Regions from separate parts of the Homo sapiens genome. Here all the other regions are linked to region 4. The links are chromatin contacts, found by Hi-C in ENCODE. All regions are on one chromosome and are shown on one strand. The core of a region is the stretch at or near the end of the contact, and the rest is flanking DNA. Distances in the headings are between cores, read along the strand shown.

Region 1 (4,302 bases), core at 106-2,605, 5.7 Mb after region 4:
CTGGCCAAAGTGTCTTCTGTATGAAAATCAAGCATTGTAAGGTTTTAGATGCCATGCCATCTGTAGCCCACTAAACGCTGGGAAGCAATGAGGACAAATAAAAACTGGAGTTAAATAGATTTAATTATATTTAATGAAGTACAAAAATAACACTTCAGTGACAATGTTTTGGGTGCTTTTCATACAACAAAGTTCTTTTGTTTTTTTTTTTTTTTTTTTTTTTTCAGTAACTTGGCAAAGGTCACAAACTAGTGAGAATGGAAATTTAAACTTAACTCTGCTTCTTTCCACTATAATATACACTAGCCAACTAAATTATACAACCGTATGCCTTGCAATAAACTTCAACCGGCCAATATTTCAACTTCAGACAGAAAAACAAAATTATTAGAGGACGAGTGGACTATACTTTCTGCAACAGAACTCCGTGCACTACACCTGGATACAAACTTAAAAACTGAGAGGCTAATTATTTTACCTATAAAAGAAGAAATTTGGACTATGCGATGAAAATCTTTGTCCCTCAAGATTCTGTGTAGAGGAATTGGTGGACAGCACATCTTTATTTGTGGATGAAGGCCATTGAACATGGCCTATTTTAATTATATGCACTTTTCACTGTCTCCTTTTAATGGTGGGTGTTTCGCATTTTGTTTAATCTTCACAATATTTCATCCCCAGTGTTCAAGGACTTGAAGATATTTCTTCAAGAGTACCCATTTAATCAAACGATCCTTTTTAAAAATACGTCTCCTGATCATGGATCAGGACGCTCCACTTAGAAAAGGCAAAGGGCGGGAGAGCAAAGTAAGATGCAAATGAGGACTCTGGGTGAAAGCAGCTGCCAGCCTGAGGGCTTAGCGCGAGGGAAAGGGAGATGGGTGGAGACGAGAGCCACACCCTGGCTCAACTTTACTCTGGACAGACTTTCAAGGCGTCGGCTTCAATACCTTTAACGATCAAGTAGGCGATGGCGAGGAGGAAGGCGAGAAGAATGGCGAAGAGCAGCGAGCAGAGAATAGAGAGGACCTGGACCGGCCACCGCCGAGGCTGGGCTCTGCTGCCCGCGGCCGCGGGAAAGATACCATTGCGCTTATCGGGCAGAACGGGCGACCCGTTCCCGTCCGGCGGGAGCACCGAGCGCTTTCTGGGCTCTGACCACGCCCCAGCCGAGAACTCCGCCCGCAGGTCGCGGGCCACTTGGTCGCATCCCTCCTCCTCGTCGACTTCGCCTTCACCCCAGCTGTCCCCCTGAGTAAAGGAGGAATACGATGGCCGAGCCACAGGGCCCGGGGTGCCGGGACCGCGGCGCCGCAGAGCCGACCGCCACCCGCTCTCAGCAAACGACATGGCGCGAAACACAACGAAACCCGCGGAGAACGAGCCTCTCCCACCTGCCCCGCCCCGGGTCCGCAACAGCCAATCCGCGGCAGTGGCCGCTACCACCAGGCCTCAGAGCCCAGGGGTAAACCACGGAGAGCAAGGGTGGGCGGCGGGTTGCAAAGGAAGCCGCAGGGCCAAAGGAGAGGCGGAATGCGCTTCGACCAGAGCTCGACCCCAGGGCTGTAGCCGGAAAGGGGAGCAGGAAAGCGCGCAGGGAGAAGCGAGCGGAGGCCGAAGGCTGTCGAGTATCCACTCCCTGCGGGGCTTCGTCCCGGCCGGAGACCTCCGCCACCCCCGCGTCACCAACGGGAGCGCGCGCCCCGACAGCCCCAAAGCCTCATCTTTTCGACGCCGGGTCCTAGCGCCCGCTCGCGCCCTCGGAGACACATTCCCGAACCTATTTGTCTTCTCCCTTCTTCCCCACTACGCTCACACTCTTCTCCAGGTTCCCCCATTAAGGGCACCTCTCTACCTGGCGCTCTCGCGGTTCCTTAACTGCTCACCCCCATCTCCCTTTAGTGTGGTTCTCCCCACCCGTACTACAACTTCCCTCCCGCTACTCGACACGCCTCCTTCCCCAGGCGCGCGCTCTCCACCTGGTGCGTACGGAGATCGAACCCTCTCCTCCGAACCCCTCCTTTCGCCTTCCCCGCCTCCTCCCCTCCGCCTCGAGCACCGCGCGCGCGCATTCGGTCCCAGCCACCGCTAACACTACAGGCTGCTTACCCCCGCCCCCTCCACCCTACCCCTGGCGGCCTCAGGTTTGTGGGGCGTACGTAACTCGGGCGGGGAGGGTGAAGGTGGCAGACCCCCACTGCCCCACCCCCTACGGGGTGAGGCGGTCTAAGCTCGGGAAGCTGGGACACTGTTGTCTTCCCTTCCCCTGGGGAAGTTGGTAGAGTTTTCCCGACGGAGGACTCGGCGCAGAAACTTCCTCCGTCCTCCTCCTCCCCCCCCCCCATGCAGGCGACGCCGAGTGAGGCTGAGGCTGGGGGCGAATCGCCGCAGAGCTGCGTGTCGGCGGCGCATTCTGATTGGACAGCGGGGAAGCCCGTCAGCCTGTTGGCCCCGCTGATCCCGCCCCGTAGCGCAGGGCAGCCTTTAACCTTTAGCCCCAGTGGGCGCCAGCCACTCAGATCGCTTCTTGTTGGTATGTGTAGCGGCAGTGGCCGCCGGCGGAGCAGTCTGAGCCCGACGATGAGGCCGGGGACGGGAGCTGAGCGTGGAGGCCTCATGGTGAGTGAAATGGAGAGCCATCCTCCCTCGCAGGGTCCTGGGGACGGGGAGCGGAGATTGTCCGGCTCAAGCCTCTGCTCCGGCTCTTGGGTCTCTGCTGACGGCTTCCTGAGGAGACGGCCCTCGGTAAGGGATCAGTGGGGCAGGGGGAAGGCGGCACAATGAAAAACGGAGTGAGAAACAGGAAGCTTTCTCCGAAAGGAGAAGAAGATAAGAGTGGACGAAGGAAGAACTCGAGATGGTGGGATATGTTCTGAGGGAGAGAAGTGGAGGGTGGAAATGCACAAAGAGAAGGATGTGAGACCCTGGAAGTTCCCCGTGGGCTTGGCCTAGACAGATGCGTGGTGAAGGTGCTGGCTCTTGGGCGGGGTGAGCGTCTTGGAGCTTTAGGCCCGATTTTAGCTGGGAGGGGGAGGCAGGGGCTTGATACTGTAAGACTTTAACAGCGGCTGCCAAAATTTGTTTTCATTAGTCGTCGGGGTGGTCTGCAGGGGGAACTGTTGGGACAATTGGCAGGAGATAATTAGGTGGTTTTAATTTAAAACATAGAACAATGGACTCATCGGTAAAGAAAGTAGTTGTCTTTTTAAACTGCGTTAAAAAGGATGAATTAGTTGTTTGCATTTAGTGTCCGTGAGTGACAGAACCTCAGTCTTTGAAAATGTATTTTTGGCAGAAGGAATTTTACCTGTCTTAAAGGTTATGTTAGGAAATAAGTTTGTTAGGAGTGAATTGTGCCTGGGTAGCCATACTGTTTGTGTTTTGTAAGACCGACTCTCACCTGAGTTAATTGGATAGAGCATTTTAAAGTTTAAAATCAGTAGTGTTATAAAATAACAATAGCTGGCTATCTTTTATATCTGCATGAAATAGGAGAGTTGTTGTTTTCACCATAACAGTTTTAAAATTAGTATTCAATGTGTATCCTCCAAGCTTAGCAAGCCAATTAGTAGCTGGTTAAGTCAGTGCTTAAAAAAAAGAGAGAGAAAACCTATGATCCAGCGGTCCAGGATTCATCTTAACTTTTCCCATTTTTTTACGGAATTTGCAAGCTCGTTTTAAATACTAGCAGAATGCGTTTTGTTTGAAACAAGGTATAGACTAATCCAATGATGTTATTACACATAAGCTTAATATTATGTCGCTTCAGATAACTGATCTGTTGAAATGAGATTTTTGAGAAGCATTTAGTATTATTTGCTCATTTAAAAATGTTCACTGTTTTTCAGATGGGGCACCCTGGCATGCATTATGCCCCAATGGGAATGCACCCTATGGGTCAGAGAGCGAATATGCCTCCTGTACCTCATGGAATGATGCCGCAGATGATGCCCCCTATGGGAGGGCCACCAATGGGACAAGTAAGACTGTTTTTGTTTTATTTTGCATTTATTTATTTGTTTTTGCCTCAGGTATTCTATCAAGATTTCAGAATCTAGGTCAGTAGTTATAGCTGTTTAATGATTAGTTTATGCCCGAATAATTTCAAATAAGCCAAATGTTAAATCATGACTGTAACGGAAATTTGAATAATGGAAAAGTCTTCTGAGAAATTTAAATAATGAAAAAGTCTTCTGAGAAATTTACTGATGACCTCAAAACTAAGAATTTTTTTCTTTATTATTTAAAAGTAAAGTGTGGATCCAGGCTTTTATTTTTAATGATTATTTTTTCAAGAATGCC
Region 2 (4,096 bases), core at 1,035-3,534, 6.3 Mb after region 4:
AGCCCCGAAGAGAGATTTACCCACGTATTTATTAACAGCAAGCCAGTCATTAGCATTGTTTCTACAGATATTAAATTAACTAAAAGTATCCCTTAAGGGAAACGAAGGGATGCGCCGAATTAAAGGAATAGGTTGGGCTAGTTAACTGCAGCAGGAGCATGTCCTTAAGGCACAGATCACTCATGCTATTGTTTGTGGCATAAGAAGGCCTTTAAGTGGTTTTCCACCCTGGAAGGGCCAGGGGTTCCTTGCCCTCATTCCAGTAAACCCACAACCTTCCAGCGTGGGCATTATGGCCATCACGAACATGTCACAGTGCTGCAGAGATTTTGTCTATGGCCAGTTTTGGCCATTCTCCTGAGGCAGGAGAATGGTGTGAACCCAGGAGGCGGAGCTTGCAGTGAGCCCAAATCGCGCCACTGCACTCCAGTCTGGGTAACAGAGTGAGACTCCATCTCAAAAAAAATTTTTTTTTACTATTCTGCTACCCAATATCCTTAAATAATTATTGAGTGCCTTAATCAAAATAAAAAATTCCCAGCTTGCCCTTTAAAATTCTTGTCAATCTGTTTCCTCTTATACCTAGTCAGCCTTGTTTTCCATTCCAACACTAAGTCTTAGACAAAAAGTCTTTATCTGTCCAAAAAATCTCTAAGTCTTTTTTTTTTTTCTTTTTTCGAGACAGAGTCTTGCTCTGTTGCCCAGGCTGGAGTGCAGTTGCCTGATCTTGGCTCACTGTAACCTCTGCCTCCTGGGCTCAAGTGATTCTCGTGCCTCAGCCTCCCAAGAAGTTGGCATTACAGGCTTGCGCCACCATGCCTGGCTAATTTTTGTATTTTTAGTAGAGACGGTTTTTCGCCATGTTAGCCAGTCTGGTCTTGAACTCCTGGCCTCAAGCAGTCTGCCCGCCTTGGCCTCCCAAAGTGCTGGGATTACATGCGTGAGCCACCATGCCCGGCCTCCCAATTTATCTTGAACATCCCTAGGTTCAACGTTCTATGAAAAACAGCCCCTTCTGCACGATTCCTTCTCATTTGTGCCCCGAACTTTATAAAATGCAACCACCTTTCTGAATGTGTATGAGCTCTCTATAGCATCAGGTCTTTATACTAGAGTTTGTAAAATGGTTTTGATTAATCTATTATTTAAAATGTTGGAGTAATTCTCAACATTTAAACATCATTGAAAAATTGCAAACTCTAGTAGGACCCACATTTCAATAAATGGCTGCAATTTACCAGTAGTTGACATCTTTAGATACGCACTGTTCAGTTAGAAAGTTACAGCTTCATTCGAAAAGCATTGAGCGTCTATTACTTGGGACACTGTTTTAGACGCTGGGGATATAGTAGTGACCAAAACTTATCAGGGAGTTTATAATCTAATGAGGAGGAGAGACAGGCAACATAATCATTACTACAGTTTTCTAAGAGGAACAGAGAATATGTGGGTGGGAAGGGTGCTTGGGCTTTTGCATTCATTTAAATACCTGGCTGGATGCTGTTGGAATTTGAGTTTATGACTCGTACTACCATCCGAATCGTCATACACCATCATGTACGTTATGCACTGCCCCTATAAAACTCTCAACAAGTCTAAGGCAGGGAGTGTGCCTCCTTCGCCTTTGGATTCCGGGGGCCCAGCAGTGTTTTTATGGAGGGGACACGATGGAAAGCGAAAAGTTAGGCGTAGTTACTTCGACCACCGCTGTCCCGGGTGGTTATTCTGACGGGGTTTGGACTGGGCGCCTGGGAGGGTGCAACACAATAATTGTTGAAGAGCAGTCAGGTCTTTCGCAGAATCTCAAAGCCACCTCCGCGCCGGCAGCTCCGTTTCTAGGGAAACAGGACTGTAACGCGTACGCGTCGTGGGTCCTCGTTCTCTAGCTACGAGTCCTGCCGCTCTGAAACAAACTAAATTCGTGACAAGAACTTGGCCCTCAGAGCCCGTCGTCCAACGCGAAAAACCACGGGTAACCGCGCCCCCTGCCGCGCCGCCGCTGGCACTGCAGCTTCCGGGGTCGTCCAGTTCCAGGCGGGACTACTTCCGGCTCCGAAGGTCCCCGGCTTCGTGGCTAGCCGGGGTCCTAGCGCTGGAAAGGTGGCCGTAGCGGCCGCCTGACCCCTACAAAAGTCTGGGACAGGGGCAGCGACAAAGGCCTTGGGAGGACGCCCATGGTCGGAGGGATCTCGCCCCGGGAGAAAAGTTGGGACAGGAGCGCGGGATCGAAGGGTGGACTCCGAGCCGGCCTGTCAGGCAAGAGCCGGGCAGGTGCGGTGGCGGAAGTGCAGGGACGGAGGCCGAAGCGGAGCGGTCTAGGGAGCCGCGGCCGCGGGTCACCCGGCGGGTAGCAGTTGCTGAGTGTCAGCTAGACAGCAGCGACTAGGGCTCGGGCGCCGGCGAGATGCCTTTGTTCACCGCCAACCCCTTCGAGCAAGACGTGGGTGAGTGCTGTGCCCGGTCCTGGACTGCTGTGTGCCTGGCCCTGGACTGCTGTTTGTCCGGCTAGAAAGTGGGCGGTAGCGACTCCGGGGACTAGGAAGCAAAGCGAAGGGAGGGGAGGGGCGGTGCCGCCCGCTCCTTCGACGTTGGGATTTTTCTGGGGCAACCTCGGCGCGTCGCTAGCGGTCTGGGGAGTGCTTCCTGCCGCCTGAGTTTGGGGACCCTCAAAGGGCCGTTCTCCTTGCCAAGCGTAGGATTTGGGAAGAGCCTAGGGCTCGCTGGAGACTGGACTGATTAAGTAGTTGTGGAGTTGGTGATTAAAAACTTCCTGCTCGTTCGACAGCTGGTTACCTCCGTCTTTGCCCCATCGTTTTCTGAAGATGATGCAGCAGTGGAGACCCTGCTGTCTAGAGAAGCCCAACACTAGACACTTGACACCTAGACAACCGCATTGAATAGGAAGAACTTACTTCCCCATTATTTATATTACTCATGCATTCAATCCCTGATAGGGTAGCTTTAAGATTTATTACAATTGTAAAGGTGTTGCTCTTCATCCCCGGATTGCAAAGATTGCGCGGGTGCTAGGAGATGTTCGGTTTTAGAGTATGAAAAGGAAATCTCCAGTCTCAAAACACTCCAGAACAACAAGTATTTTACATGTTGCAGTCATAAAGCGCTGGTCTCTCAGTGACTATAGAATGAGAAAAACATGGATAAGATATATACGAAATTATTTAGGAAATTTGAGTAACACTAAAACAAACTGAGAAATATATGTATGTATTCTCGAAAGTCTGGGTCTCACTATGTTGCCCAGGTGCGACTAGAATTCCTCCCACCTCAGCCTCCACCTCCGTTTCCCCTTCCCGAGTAGCTGGGACTACAGGTTTGTTTTTTGTTTGTTTTTGTAGCAGTAGTTAACAGAACCCTAGGTAAATTTTTAGAACTTGGAAATGGGGTTGGGGCGGGGAGACTCAGAAGAATACTGCACATCTCAGCAGTAATTCCCCTGTTTCATAGTTAACATTTGGTTATTAGGAGACTGTAGAAAGTGCCCTATTCTGATACGTTGTGTAATCCCCTAAGCCATTTTAAAAAACATGTTTGAGTCAAATAATATATGTAAATAGTTCAAATATGTATGTTCCTTACTTCATTAAACTTTTTTTTTGGTGGATGAATACAGGTGACTGGCGTAAATCTGGGAAACATCACTCTTAAGGCTCACTGTTTCCTTTTGGAACGCCTCATTGCAGTATTCTTTTGTTTGAATCATACAACCTTTGTGCAACCTGTACTTTTAAAAAATTGCTATTATGAACACTTTGATTCTGTTCTAATGAAATAAAACAGAAGGCGCAAAATAGAATTAGACAAATGATTTTAAAACTTAAAAACCGTGAATTCTTTTCTTCAATATAAATTTTTCTTGAAAGTTCATTGTTTTCTGATGGAAAAATTCTCTGGTACAAGTAGGCAGAGTTGCTCTGTCTGTTCTGTTCTAAACCTTTCCCTGCCTGGCTCCCGAGGCCCCAGCATTGGTTTAGTGGATCACAGTTTAGTCCTACAGTTGTAAAGGAGGCACTGCTGTTGAGATTAAAAAAACAAACAAACAAAAAAACTGTGTCTAGATTATTTTATGGCCAGTGCC
Region 3 (4,279 bases), core at 1,114-3,613, 7.5 Mb before region 4:
GGAGCGTTACCCCAAGCTCCACCTCCTTGTCAGATCAGCGAGGCATTAGATTCTCATACGAATGCAAACCCCATTATAAACTGTGCATGTGAAGGATCTAGGCTGTATGCTCCTTAGATAAGAATCTGATGATCTGAGATGGAATAGTTTCAACCCGAAACCATCTCCCCTACCCCTGTCCATGGAAAATTTATCTTCTGTGAATTGTCTTCCACCAAACTGGTCCCTGGTGCCAAAATGATTGGGGACCACTGCTATAGAGCACTACGTGTTTAATGGAAACTATTGGTTATACAATGCCTATTATGTGTCAGGAAGTTTTAATATGTCTGTAAGGCATTTAGTTTCTTTAGTAAATAAGGAAAATGAGGCTTAGGGAAATTACTTCCCCAAGTCACAAAAGTAGCTAGCGTAATAGGAGCTCCACCTCAGATGCAGAAGAGGGTATTCTTGCCACTACACTGTGATATTTTTATACCCATCCAGTTATGGTGATCCTTAAAGACTTCATGAAATTTGAAATGAACTCAGAAGAAGGAGATTTTCTCAGGTGAAGAAAGAGCTCAAAACAAAGTAGGGGAAAGCATTACCAGAAGAAGGAATATTTGTCCCACTGAGCGGAATAAAGGCTCCTTGAAGGGGAGGTAGAAGATAAGGCTTGAAAAGACGATGAGGTGAAGGGTCATGGATATCAGACTCAAAAGTTTGTAGCTAGTAAAAGTGAGCCGATAAAAATGTTACTGCTAAGGAACACATCGATTTTTCAGGAAAGACAAGAGTTTTTCCTGGCCTGAGATCCAAAATAAATTTCTTACATGAGATCTAGTAAGGGCACAGGGCACACCAAGTCACCGTGAGTGTCAAAGCAAATCTCAGAGTACTTTTAATCCAACAAACATTTATGAAACATCAGGCTTGGTGTTTTGTGCTAAATAATTCAACCTTAGAACAGAATTCAGTGAAGAGAATACGAGGCTAAATTAATATGACTTTCAAGATCTCCAAAAGGTAGGTTGATCATCTGTTCTGTTAACCATGATCCTGAGATATTTCCTTACAGATGAACTTTTCTCTTATAACCAAAGGTTTACAGTTCAAGATTATACACTTCATTGAGCACCCTGGTCCTGTGGTATTCTTTGCTGTATACCAAGTGCGGATTAATCCGCAGCTTTGAAAATCAAAGAGATATCACCAGTTGTTCATCACCACAGACATTTAGCTGGACTATAAATATTGGAAAGAAAAAAAAGTTGCTCGTGAAAATACGTGGTGAATTCCTTTAAAGAGAAACCGGTGAGAAATATTGCTTCACCTTAAAGCCTAGGATGGTAGCTACCGTTTTTCTCAAGACTGTCCTTACATAACCTATTGGCATGGGGAAAAAGTCAATGTTTATAAACTCCTTAAGAAACTTAAAATCTGGAAAAGGCAACTACGTATCATGTCAACTAAAGTAAGATAATTAACACTAGGATCAAAATTTGGAATCCACGTGAAAGATTCTGCAAAGATCACTTAAATCTCAGACCTTATGCACTATTTTAAATATTTATTTAAGCAGAAATAGAAAATCTTAGTCTATTATATTTCCATTTAATTTCCTGGACTTAAGAAATCTATGTGTGACTGATTGAGTTGCCTAATGGGGTGCAAACATAAAAATTTGCATTGGGATTCATTTTATTCTCAGTTTAAAATCAGTAGTATCATTGAAAACAAGACACTAATTTTCTGGAAGTTTAATTTATTTGTCCCTCTTATTATCGGGGCTGGTAAAAAAGGGCTAATTGAACACACATTCTAACAAAGATTGCAGCAACGCCTGCAAAGACGGGCCCAAGCGCACCGTATTTCTGTTAAGAACGTGTGATTTTTTTTTTCTGCGCCACCTTGTGGCCGTAAAACAACTTGCCCACGTGAAAGTTGACCGCTTTTTCCCGCGCCGGCAGAGCCTTGCTGAGAGCCGCACTGCGGGAATCCGCCTCCAGACAAACGTGCAGAAAATGGTGTCTTCCTTTACAACCAGTGACAGGAAACAGACTTCCCCTTCTTCATACTCCGTTTCCTTTATTCCTGAATTCCATTTCCTCGGCCCGCCCACCCACTGTCCTCAGACAGCCGTTTCCCAGTGTGACCTCCTTTTCCAGCTGCACTCTCCGGCGGAGGCCCTTTTCCCAGCCCGGACCCTCCCGGGCGGCCCTCGCAGCCCTCACCTCCGGGTCCCCGCCGCCCCTGCTCCATTACAGCACGATCCCCGCCACACAGGCCCGCCTCTCCCTCCGACAGCCAATCGCGGCGCGACCCCGCCCCTCCCGCTGGGGCCCGGGGCGCTAGAGCGCTCCGGGAGGCTAGGGGAGCTGAATTCTGCGTCTTCCTTTAGGCTGCGGCGAGACAATCCCCAGAGCCCCGCGGCCCGGCCTCGGGGCAGCCATGGACTCGCAGGAATTGAAGGTGAGCGGGTGAGCGGGTGAGCGGGTGAGCGGGCGGGCGGGCGGAGTTCCTTTGCGGCCTTTTGGCCCGGGGGCGCGGAGGGAGCTCGGGTGGCTTCGCTAGGCCGCTGTTTCCCTGCGGTGCCCCGGCTGCTCGGGTTGCGGGGTGGGCCTGCAGCCTCTGCTCACGGCCGGTCTCCGCGGGCCCTGCTGGGGAAGCCCAGGTCTGGGCAGCCCGCCCGCTCGGTGTTTCTGAATTGCTGGTCCCCATGCTGTTGGTTGTGTTTACTTTTGTATCATGTTTACTAGGAAAGCTTGGGTTACCTATGACACTGCGCCTCCGGGTGCGATTTTTAAGGACTTAAGGCAAACTAGTGTCAGCTCCCACACTGGACAGTAAAAAGAGCGCAGAAAGATTATATGAAACCCATTAAAGACGTAAGACTTAAAAGTGGAGGGGTCGTTATTTTAGGGTGATGGTCTTCTCTGTTTATCACTGACTCATTCATTCAGCAAATATTAATGACGGTCAACTTAAGAAAGGCTGATATAAAACAGTTAAAGACATGAGGCTTGAAAATAAAATAACTTTTCGGATGTTGGTCTTCTCTATTCATTTGTTCACTGAATCACTCGTTCAGCAAATATTTATGAAGGGTTACTGTATGTCCATTAGAAGCTGGAGATAGCAGTGAGCAAAACTGAACAGTTTCTGCCTTCTCAGATTTTACAGGCTAATTAATGCTGGGGAAAAACCCTAATTCAGTTGACTCAACAAATATTTACTGAATGCCTCCTATGTGTCTAGCACTGTTCTAAGCACTGAAATAATAAAACCAAGAAAAACTCTTCCAATCTTGGAGCTTACATTTGAGTAGGAGGAGTCAGACAACAAGTAGGTAAATGAAATGTGTATCCTGTGAGATGGTGATAAGTGGATGGAGGACAATTTGGCGATGTAGGAGGTTAGGGAATGCTGAAATGTCTTGTTTTTCTGCCTGAAGTTTTACATTATCCTCTGTTCTAGCTATCCCCCTATATCCTTACATTTTTTTATTCCCTTAAATGTATTATTTGCACTGCCACCCAAATGAACATTTTAATAAAAACACTTTAATGTAAAATGTAAAAATGGGCCTCCTCATTACTTAGACTTGAGGTTCAAGTCCAAGTACTTAATATGAGGCTTTTCACCCCACCTTCGTCTCCAACCTCATCATCCAATACTCTCTGTCTCACTTAAGCCTCCAGAGCAGAGAATAGCAAACTTTCTCAACAAAGGGCCAGATAGTACACATTTTAGACTTTATGGACCGTATGGTCTATCACATCTAATTGGCTTGTTCAAAACAGCCATAGACAATACTTAAATGAGCATGGCTGTGTTTCAATAAAACTTTATTTATGAACACTGAAATTTGACTTTCATGTAATTTTCATGTTATGAAATATTTCTTTTTTTTCCTTGACAGCTGGAAAATATAAAAACCATTCTTAGTTCACTGGCTGTACAGCCAGCCAGCCAGATATGGCCCACAGAGTGTGGTTTGCCAAACCCTGCTCTAGAGTATGGAGTGGCTTTTAGTCATCTTCATCACCACTGCCATCCCAATGTACCATTGATGACTTGTTATCTGTGTTGTTGCAGTTCCTCTTCCTAACTCCTGTACCTTCCTCAAGAATCATGAAAAGGAAATAGGAAGAGCGTGTACGTGTGTGGAGGGAGAATGAGGGGTTTGCAATTCAAGAGTCAGCTCTGAAATCCTCCCCAATAATCTTTCCCTTGATTTTAGTCATCCATCCTCCCCTCACACCACATTCAGTTTTCAATGCTGTCAAAATGTTGC
Region 4 (4,167 bases), core at 761-3,260:
TGTTTCTATTCATTATGTATTATACGAGGTCTAAACACAGCCCAGTATGACGAGGGAAAAAAATTACACTTCTTAGGATACCAAAGTGATGCATTCAAGATCTCTCTCGCAGTACATGCCCGTGAGCACTAACAGGCATTTTTTGATAGAGCTAAAATATGTTGGCTGCAAGCTCATTACTCTAACAACCTTCAGGCCCCCTGTTTCTGCTGGTTTTCAGAAAACCCTAGTGAAAACCAGGCACTATCCAAACCTTGCACACCAAACTTGCCAACAGCCCTGTGCAATGATCAATAACCTTGGCTACACAGTCATCGGCCCCAAATTCACGGTCCTGAAGACCAATGCAGCAAAAACCCAGACGAAAGGCTAGCTGGAGCCCCAAAGAATTACCGCGCTTCCCCTCTGCCGCATGGAGGGAAGCTATGGGAGGAGAGGAGTGGAATGAGGCTCACCAGCTCCGAAGATGCTCCGGTGACCTCTGGCTGCGCGGCGAGAGCTGGGGAGGGAAGGCGCTAGGGCAGCCGCGGCGGGCTGTGTGGACTCTGCCCCTGGTGCATTCCTCGCATTCCTGCACAATCTGTCGCCAGCCCAGGAGCCGGCAGCGCGCGTCCCCCGCTGTACACACACACCTGACTACCGCTGCGCCCCGAGCGGCCACGGCCGCCGCGGCACCTCCACTGCCCGCGCTCGCGGTGTGTCGCACTCAGCCAACACGCAGCCAAATCCCGGCCCCGCCGCTCGCTCTCCGGGTAGCGGTCCAGGGGAGAGGGCCGGCAGCCTCGGCAGCGGGCGGGGATACCAGATCCGCCAGGGAGGTGCCGCAGCTCCGCTTCAACTCCTGGCAGGGAGAGGAGGAAGCGGCGGCGCAGGAGGGCAGCGGCGAGGCTCGGCGCTGGGGAGCCGGGAGGGGTGGAGCGTGAGGATCCGCGGCCGGTAGAGAGGGGCGCACTAGGCAGAGGGGTGGGCAGGACCGGCAAGGAGTACAGGACTTCGGGGACAAACGCAAGACCGCGCGGGCAGCAGGGGCGTGGGAAGACGGGGAGGGGACCAAGGTGCAGGATCTGGGGCTAGAAGGACAGACAGCCGGCCCCGAGTGCTGAGGAGGGCGGGCGCCCAGTGGTGTCGAGGGCGACTTGGGGCGCGCGGCGGCAGGCAGCGGGGAAGCCGCCGCGAGGGCGTCCAGCAGGGCTCAGCGCGGCGCTCAAGTTCGGGGCTGGGAGCTCTGAATCCGAACAGCCCAGCGTGGGCAGAGGTCGTGCGCTGCGCGTACGGGAGACCGGGGAGAGGAATCGCCGGGAAAAGCAAATGGAGGGTGAAACTTGTGCGCCTGCCGGGGGGAGGGGAGCAGCAGGCGAGTGCGGGCAGGAACACGAGGCGGGGCAGGAAAGCCGCGGCGGCCGCGAGGCGCTGGGGACGCGGCAGCGGGAGGGAGGCCCCCGGCCCCCGGCGCGCAGGTCCTGGCCCTGGCGCGTGTTCGGGGCGAGGGCCGAGGGTCTCGTGGGCAGGAGTCTCCGCGCCCTCCCGCGAGCCCACACACTTACTTTCCAGCTTAGGCAGCGGCCGTCGTCGCTCCAGGGATCAGGGACATCGGCGCCGAGGGGTCGCCGCTGCGGCACCCGAAAAAATTAAAAAAGTGCCGCGGCGGCGCGGCTGCCCGCCCCTCCCTCCCCCACCGGCCCCCGCCCCCGGAGCGGCTCTCCCACCACCCCCGGCGGCGGCGGTGGCCAACTTGCCCCTCTACCCCTTGCCCATGGTGCCGCCTCCGCGGCCGGCGTCGACGCGGACTCAGCCCCGGAGCCCCCTCTACTGCCCAGAGGCCGCCGCCGCCGCCCGCCCCGCTGCCAGCCCTCCCGCCCGGCCAGCCCCGGGCTCCCGGGAACGTCAGCACGCCGCCGTCCCCGGGCCAGCTCCCGCCACCCCATTGGCGGGAAGGAGAGGGCTGGCCCTCCCCATTGGCCCGGCCCTCATATTGAACAGGCCAATGGGAGCTGCGGTTTCAGGTCGCCATAGAGACCGATGCTGTTCAGCGCGAGAGGGCCTGGAGAGGGTGGGTGTGAGAGAGAAGGTGTCTCAGGTCTCGGGCGCGGGAGGGGGTGGCGGAGAGGACAGGGAGATTCCCCAGCGCTGGCTCTGAAATCTGGGGCAGGCTTTCCTTGCCTTACTGCCAATCCCAACTGTGCCTGGTAGGGTTTGTCCCTGGCGTCAAAGGTAGGAACAGCTGAGCCCTTAGATGTACCCCTGACGGCGAGAGCCCAGGAGTGGGCGTTTCACTTTTCCTGCGTTTGGGGAGTCCCTGAGGCTATGCCCTTTGACCTTTGACATGTGTGCAGCTTCTGCTTCTCCAGGTGAGTTTGCACCCCATCCCTTCCATCGCTGCTTCCTCCTGACGTCACTGAGCCACCTAAATCCTACTTATGTTTGTTCTCTGCAGCCACTCCCCCTTCCCTGGGGTGGATCTTTCCTCAACGTTTTGGGTCCTCAAACTCATAACTCTTCTGAAAGACTCAAAGAGGATTTCCTTTGAGGATATTTTGGTAAGGGAACGAGGTGGCGGATTGTATGATAGATGCCAAAGCGTCAACACATGAGCTAGCCTGTTCCCTGATTCTCAAAGCAAACCTCTAATCTCCCTGTGGGCAGATATTTATTAAACACATCTGTGTGTACATCCCGCACTATGAGCTTGACAGGTGCATGTTCTTTCACTTGAGAGGTTACAGGCTTGTTAAAGATAGAGGAAACAGAAACAATCCTTCACACCTTGTGATGATTTCACAAAAGAGTAAGGGAAATGGATTACAGTTGATGGATTTTGTTTTCTATTTTCCAGTATCTCTTTAAATTTGATATGGAAATAACCTGAGGCATGAAATCAGTACACGCAAAAATCTTGAGCTTTAATAATGTCTTCTACTTTCATTTAAAATCATTTTGTGGTGGTTTATCAATACTAATTGTTTTTTGTCAATAAATTTTATGTTTAGATATCACCTTCTTAAAGTGAGATTTCATGAACATATTAGGCTTTAAAAGATGATATTGCTCTAGCCTATAGCCACTGATATTCTTACATTCTTTTGGCGATTTTACTTTTTTTAGACTAATCTCTTTAGTAAGGAGACTATGTTACTACCCCTCAAATTGGAGGGACCATATTGTGTGAAAAAGCTGATAGGATTTTGGAAATTACAAATATTTTGTTGGGAGAAACAGGTTAATGTGTGTGCAAGCTGCATATGTCTAAGTATTGTTCTGAATTTTAAGTTGGGTGATATGCTTTGCTACTGGTTTTTATCTTACTATAATTGAAGATTACAAAGATGTAACCTAAGAAATGTTAATATGGTGCCTTGATTGGAAAAAAAAAAACCTCTCCACATTTGTAGTAAAATGTGAACTCAGTTGACAGTCCTACACAGGGTAGGACTGTGGAACAAAACAGGTGAACGTGTGTATGTTCCCCCTAAATATTTTCAGAATTGAGAAGGGATCAGCAGGGGCCAGGAAGTGCTGTGCCATGGCTGGCCATCATGGAAATAGGCTGTTTTTTACTTCTTCCGGCTTTTTAATGTGTGTTTTTGTTTATAGAACAGAAAAAGTAAACCACAAATTGTTATATGAGACACATGTTTAATGAAAAGATACCAATGATTTTGCTTCTTTTAAATTTCAATAACATCAAATGAATGAAAGTTGTGTCTAATGGAAAGAAAAAATGGGTCTTTTCTCTTGCCTTAGGCTAGCATAGAAAGAAGAAAATAAAAGATTATTACTCCAATAATCTTTTTGTGTGGGTGTTTTTCTCAGATGACTATTTTGATATTGTAGATTTCGTGTTTGTCATAATTAAAATGTTACTGAAATCCACCATGAATAATGTCCCCTGAAATAAGTTGCCACTCAACATTAATTTTTTTGTTTATTTTTGTATTTAGTTGAAAGGTTTCTTTTGAACTTGCTCCTGCGCTACTAAGCATTGCTAGACAAGGTTAAAGAATCACTTCATTCCACTAAAAGTTCATGCTATTCAGACTTGGCTGTGTCTTCACTGATTCTCAGTTCCTTTCCTCATCAGGAGGATGATTATCTGGAACACTTATCCAGGAACATTATCCAGGCCACTTCCAAACCTGTCCAATGTCTGCTCTCCTGAAGCCCCCACTT
Region 5 (4,335 bases), core at 825-3,324, 6.6 Mb after region 4:
TAGAGATCTGCCCACCTTGGCCTCCCAGTGTTGGGATTACAGGTGTGAGCCACTGCACCCGGCCCTAGGATGGTTTTGAATGTGGCCCAATACAAATTCGTAAACTTTCTTAAAACATTATGAGTATTTTTGTGATTTTACTTATTTTTTAGCTCATCAGCTATCAATAGTGTTAGCTTATGTTATGTGTGGCCCAAGACAATTCTTCTTCCAGTGTGGCCCAGGGAAGCTAAAAGATTGGACACCCCTGTCCTATATATTCAGTTCTCTTCACTCTGGCTGAAGGGAACTCAAATGATTCCTGACCCGTTGTAATCTCTGGGAATCATTTGCATTACAGTTTCCTGGTACTTATTTTTCCTCAGGAATTGTGACTGACCAGCCTCTTGGGGGTTCATACTGCACGAGCACAAATTGATATGCAGCCAAAGACTCAATGGCCCCTTAACAGGTTTCCAGAGCTTTTCTCTGTGTAGCTCCCTCCTTCCAGTTACTCTGCTTCACAAATTCTAGTCACCTTGATCTCTGGGAATGCTGATATGCGTCTTCAGTTCTAAGAGGTTTCCAGATTCTCATTTGGGTTCCCACTTCCTCCGTAGTTGACTGGGAATTGCTTTTAGGGATAAAGTCCAGGAAATGGTAAGACTCCACCTGTTCCTTTCTCTTTTGCAAAGAATCACAGTACTGTGATGTGTTTTTCAATATCTGAAATGTCGTTGCCTGTACTTTGTGCAGTTTTCTATTTGCTAATGGTAGGAGGATATATTCAAACCATCCTACTCTCTCATGCCTGAAGTCAGAAGTCTCTCCAATGACATTTTGCATTTCTCTGTAATCATAGATAAATTGGTCTTTAAACTCTCTGTCTCTGTCTCTCTCTCTCTCTTCTTTCTTCACTCGGAAAATAACCTGGGAGACCATTTCCTTGGGTAGATTGTAAAATATGAAGCTCCGCCATCACATAATGTGTATATGACATCCATTTCATAAGTTGACATCTGTGTGGGAGTCTGAAAAAGTCTTAGAGCTACCAAAGCATTACCTACGGTGTGCGAGAATGGAAATATTACAGAGTTAATGCAAATTGGTTATACAAACTACATTGTTCTTCTAAACAGTGTACAGAATATTAAGTAAATCCAGACATGATAATACATAAATTAATATGGATTACTATGATTTTCCTTCCCTTCATGTATGGCTCCTCTAAACTTTGGCTTTTTAACCATAAAGCCCCAAAAGAAGTCAACGAAATTACTTTTCTATATTTTGAGGTAAAATACTGGGTAGTTAGGAGAAGTGAGTTGGGAAGGTGCGGTTTATTGCTGATTTTGCTTAATTTCATTCAGCTGTTGGGGATGGGAGTGCAAAGCAGTTCAAATGGCTCCTACAAGTCTCCCAATTTTTCTTTATTTTCCTTTTTACTAAGGTTAACGAGAACAGAAAGGGATGGAGCTTTGGTGGCCACTAAAGGTTTTTAAACAGGGTAGTGACTTGATCAAAATCGTTGTTTTGGGCAATACTGACGTGAGAGTTAAGAGATTGGAGAGAAAAGAGCCCTGAAGTGCAAAAATGGCTTTAAGGTGACTATCTAGGTAAGGCCACTGACTTCAGCTGAGTGTCAGAGGGCAGCAGACTTTTCCCTCAAAGACCCACAGGGGACACAATGTCTTAAAGAGTCATGACGTGGAACTTTAAGTGTAGTGTATGTGAAGGGTTGGGGATGGACATGGGGTACTCAATTATATGTTTACATTATGGCGCAGTGGAGAAGATTCGAGGGAAATATAAATACTCGGGGACGCAACAGCAAGCAGTCGGAAGCCATCTGCCCCAACTTGCGGTCTTCACAGCCTCAGTCCCAGGGTAAAGTCCTGCGCCTTCCGCAGTCTTGGTTATGCAAATAAGCGAGGACAGGGCGGGCGCCCTTTCCTACGCTCCGCCCCTCTGGCCGCGCGCCTGCGCACTCACGTCCCTCCAGGCCCGCCCCTTCACTTCCCCCGCCCGCGTGGTCGTCGCCACCGCAGCCGCCCGAGAGGAGCTGGGGGAGGACGGTGGCCCGCGAGGCTCGTCGCAGACAACGCGGCGGCGATGTCCGCGAGCCAGGCGAGTGCCGCGGCGGCAGCGGCGGGGCCTTGCGCGCGGCAGGGCGGCCTGGGCTTCGGCCTCCCTCCGGTTCCCTGGAAGCGGGCCCGCGACCAGCGCGGGAGCAGCAGCAGAGGCGGAGGCTCCAGCGCGTCTCTCTCCTCCCCCTCAGCCTGAGCCGGGGGAAGCCAGGCGGCCCGGGTGTCTGGAGGGGGGGGGTCCGCTGCCCGAGAATGGGAATTCTCTTCACTAGAATATGGAGACTGTTCAATCACCAGGGTGAGGAGCTCGGTCCGCGGGCGTACGGGTTGGGGAGAGGGTCAGCTCGGGCCGGCTAGGTGGGGGTCTCCGAATACTTCGGAATGTGGGCGGCTCGGTCGGGCGCCAGCTCAGCGCGGGGTGCAGGCTGCGCGGATACGGGCCCGGGACGGTTCGGTCCCGGCTCCCGAGCTTGGGGATGGTTCCTGACTCGCAGCCCTTTGTCTTAGGAGACCTTCCTAAGAAGTCTTTTCCGTAATAGACCCATTGCTCCGATTTCGAATGAGAGTGGTAAAGGTTTCTTGCCCTAGGTCCGACGTCCCTGAGTAGCACGGCCTGGCCTGTCTTTCAGCCCTTTCTTTGCTCACCAGTTGTGTTTGGACACCACATAGAAGTGCTGGGGTCTTCTGGAATGAAGGTTATAGATTGCTGCCCTAACCGCACCACTGAGCGACCGAGGGTTGCAGAATGCGGAAAACGGGAGGAATCGCTCGACTTGTCCATTACACCTCTGGTTTATGAGCCTGCCCTCCACTGCCACCCGTCTTTGTGTGTGTTGGGGGCAGGGGGGGTTCTTCTGCCTCCTGAATAGAGATGGACTTCTCTCCATTTGTTTTACTTATTATATCTGTGTTTAAGGTTAAGCTTAAGGTCATTTTTCTACTCGTGTGGGTTATTAGACACAGTTTTTGTTTGTTTTGCTGGGTTAAAAATGTTAAAGTGTTTCACTGAAAGTTTTAAAAACATACCATATGAAACATTTGTTAACCATAGGTAACTAGCAAGTTACTAAGTGTAAAGTGTGTTATATAGGGATGCTTAAGTTCAGCCAACTTCAGACATGGCCATGAAATACCTATCAGGCTTGTTAAAATTTGTTACAAAATGACTAAAACTGGGGAAAGAGAATACAATTTTAACCCAAAGACTGGATACTTATTAAGATACAGTGGTGTACTTTTGTTTCTTTTTAACTCAAGTTGGGTGGTTCATCATTCCGCTGTCAGGAACTTAGTTTGTGTTTTTCTGTTGTGTAAGCTGATGGTGTCACGTCCCAGTTTTCCAATAAAGACTTACGTGAATGGTGGCATCTATTATGTACACCTACTACTACCACCTCCTCCTTCATGATCTAGCTGCTCTTTTAAGAAGCTTAGGGGAAGCAAGCAGAACTAGAACTTGTGATCCCTAATGTATCTTTTACGCACACACACACACACACAGATGTGTAGGTCACGTGATACCGAAAGAAAGGGCAGTATCAATTTTTCTGATAAGAGGATTTTTCATAAAGTAGAGAAAATCAGTTCTAATCAGCACTGTCTCTGACTGGACTGGCTGTTAGTGTTGGGAGCAGGAGAGTGGGAAGCAGTCACTTGAACTCTCAGGTTTTCTGGTCTAGGTTTTCTCACCTAGAACACCAGGGATCTGTGGAGCTTCCAAATCTTGTAAACTTTATTTCTACATTGCAAATATTAAAACGTACATTGCTGTAAGACTGATGGTACTTATAGTAGATAAGATCTATTCTAGTTTTAACATCCATCATTTTGTATTATTTTTAGCAAAGCTAGTGTTTCATCTGCTGTGAGGTTTAGCAAGACTGTGAATTGAGCTCTAGTGCTGCCAGAAAAAGAGTTATCACCACTTTCTATTTTGAGTCAATGATAAAATTATTTGTTTCTGTAAGTTAAGAATAAATGAGAACTTTGCCAACAGCTCCTTGGAGTAGTAAATAATAAGGGTGTGTGCTCTGGTATCACTACAAATTGCTAATAGTAGTGTTTTTATAACCTGTATTTTGTGGTAATTTTTGACGGGACATTTATGGCAGTTTGGCGGAAATTAATAGAGAAATTAATGAAGTTAAGTTCTAGAAAATTAGATATGAATATTGTGAAAGTGTGAATAAATTATTTATTTTCTGCTAAACAGTGTGGCTGTCTTATCAATAGGGTCACTTTTCCGAATATCCACCATTTAATCTAATGC

The links. Hi-C counts contacts between places; a loop is a spot of excess contacts on that map. Pooled maps may share reads with other maps.
Region 1: a loop to region 4 is called in a map of CD8-positive, alpha-beta T cell, with 11 times the contacts of the local background. The contact joins the promoter of ARL6IP6 here to the promoter of CCDC148 in region 4. A Hi-C loop is called at or near these places in 3 of 168 maps with a recorded cell type or tissue (CD4-positive, alpha-beta T cell, CD8-positive, alpha-beta T cell and naive thymus-derived CD4-positive, alpha-beta T cell) and 13 of 50 pooled maps.
Region 2: a loop to region 4 is called in a map of CD4-positive, alpha-beta T cell, with 8 times the contacts of the local background. The contact joins the promoter of STAM2 here to the promoter of CCDC148 in region 4. A Hi-C loop is called at or near these places in 2 of 168 maps with a recorded cell type or tissue (CD4-positive, alpha-beta T cell and naive thymus-derived CD4-positive, alpha-beta T cell) and 5 of 50 pooled maps.
Region 3: a map of CD8-positive, alpha-beta T cell shows a loop between it and region 4 (21-fold over the local background). The contact joins the promoter of TTC21B here to the promoter of CCDC148 in region 4. A Hi-C loop is called at or near these places in 2 of 168 maps with a recorded cell type or tissue (CD8-positive, alpha-beta T cell and ascending aorta) and 9 of 50 pooled maps.
Region 5: a loop to region 4 is called in a map of Caco-2, with 18 times the contacts of the local background. The contact joins the promoter of ARL5A here to the promoter of CCDC148 in region 4. A Hi-C loop is called at or near these places in 2 of 168 maps with a recorded cell type or tissue (Caco-2 and naive thymus-derived CD4-positive, alpha-beta T cell) and 5 of 50 pooled maps.

What each region holds. Positions count from the first base shown.
Region 1 is chr2:152,715,673-152,719,974 of GRCh38, reverse strand. ARL6IP6 (ARF like GTPase 6 interacting protein 6) reads right to left here and starts at 1,355. Exons shown (of 4, transcript NM_152522.7): 1 at 951-1,355. The coding sequence starts at 1,350. PRPF40A (pre-mRNA processing factor 40A) reads left to right here and starts at 2,514. Exons shown (of 26, transcript NM_001365597.4): 1 at 2,514-2,745; 2 at 3,849-3,980. The coding sequence starts at 2,536. RefSeq lists enhancers at 845-1,044, 1,095-1,144, 1,185-1,384, 1,615-1,704, 1,725-1,794 and 2 more and a silencer at 2,015-2,114.
Region 2 is chr2:152,173,951-152,178,046 of GRCh38, reverse strand. STAM2 (signal transducing adaptor molecule 2) reads left to right here and starts at 2,284. Exons shown (of 14, transcript NM_005843.6): 1 at 2,284-2,444. The coding sequence starts at 2,405. LOC105373689 (a long non-coding RNA gene) reads right to left here and starts at 2,514. Exons shown (of 3, transcript XR_923477.3): 1 at 1,490-2,514. RefSeq lists enhancers at 1,927-2,346, 1,823-2,346, 2,507-2,646, 2,697-2,746.
Region 3 is chr2:165,951,860-165,956,138 of GRCh38, reverse strand. It overlaps TTC21B (tetratricopeptide repeat domain 21B), which reads left to right and starts at 2,363. Exons shown (of 29, transcript NM_024753.5): 1 at 2,363-2,454. The coding sequence starts at 2,434. RefSeq lists an enhancer at 1,599-2,348 and a silencer at 2,113-2,512.
Region 4 is chr2:158,454,596-158,458,762 of GRCh38, reverse strand. It overlaps CCDC148 (coiled-coil domain containing 148), which reads left to right and starts at 2,010. Exons shown (of 14, transcript NM_138803.4): 1 at 2,010-2,348. The coding sequence starts at 2,324. It overlaps PKP4 (plakophilin 4), which reads right to left and starts at 1,811. Exons shown (of 22, transcript NM_003628.6): 1 at 1,545-1,811. LOC124907900 reads left to right here and starts at 629. Exons shown (of 1, transcript XM_047446754.1): 1 at 629-1,632. The coding sequence starts at 1,309. The coding sequence ends at 1,632. RefSeq lists an enhancer at 452-531 and silencers at 812-1,031, 1,062-1,121, 1,142-1,191, 1,442-1,491, 1,712-2,081 and 1 more.
Region 5 is chr2:151,826,160-151,830,494 of GRCh38, reverse strand. It overlaps ARL5A (ARF like GTPase 5A), which reads left to right and starts at 2,074. Exons shown (of 6, transcript NM_012097.4): 1 at 2,074-2,364. The coding sequence starts at 2,319. RefSeq lists an enhancer at 1,749-1,798 and silencers at 1,849-2,358, 2,409-2,458.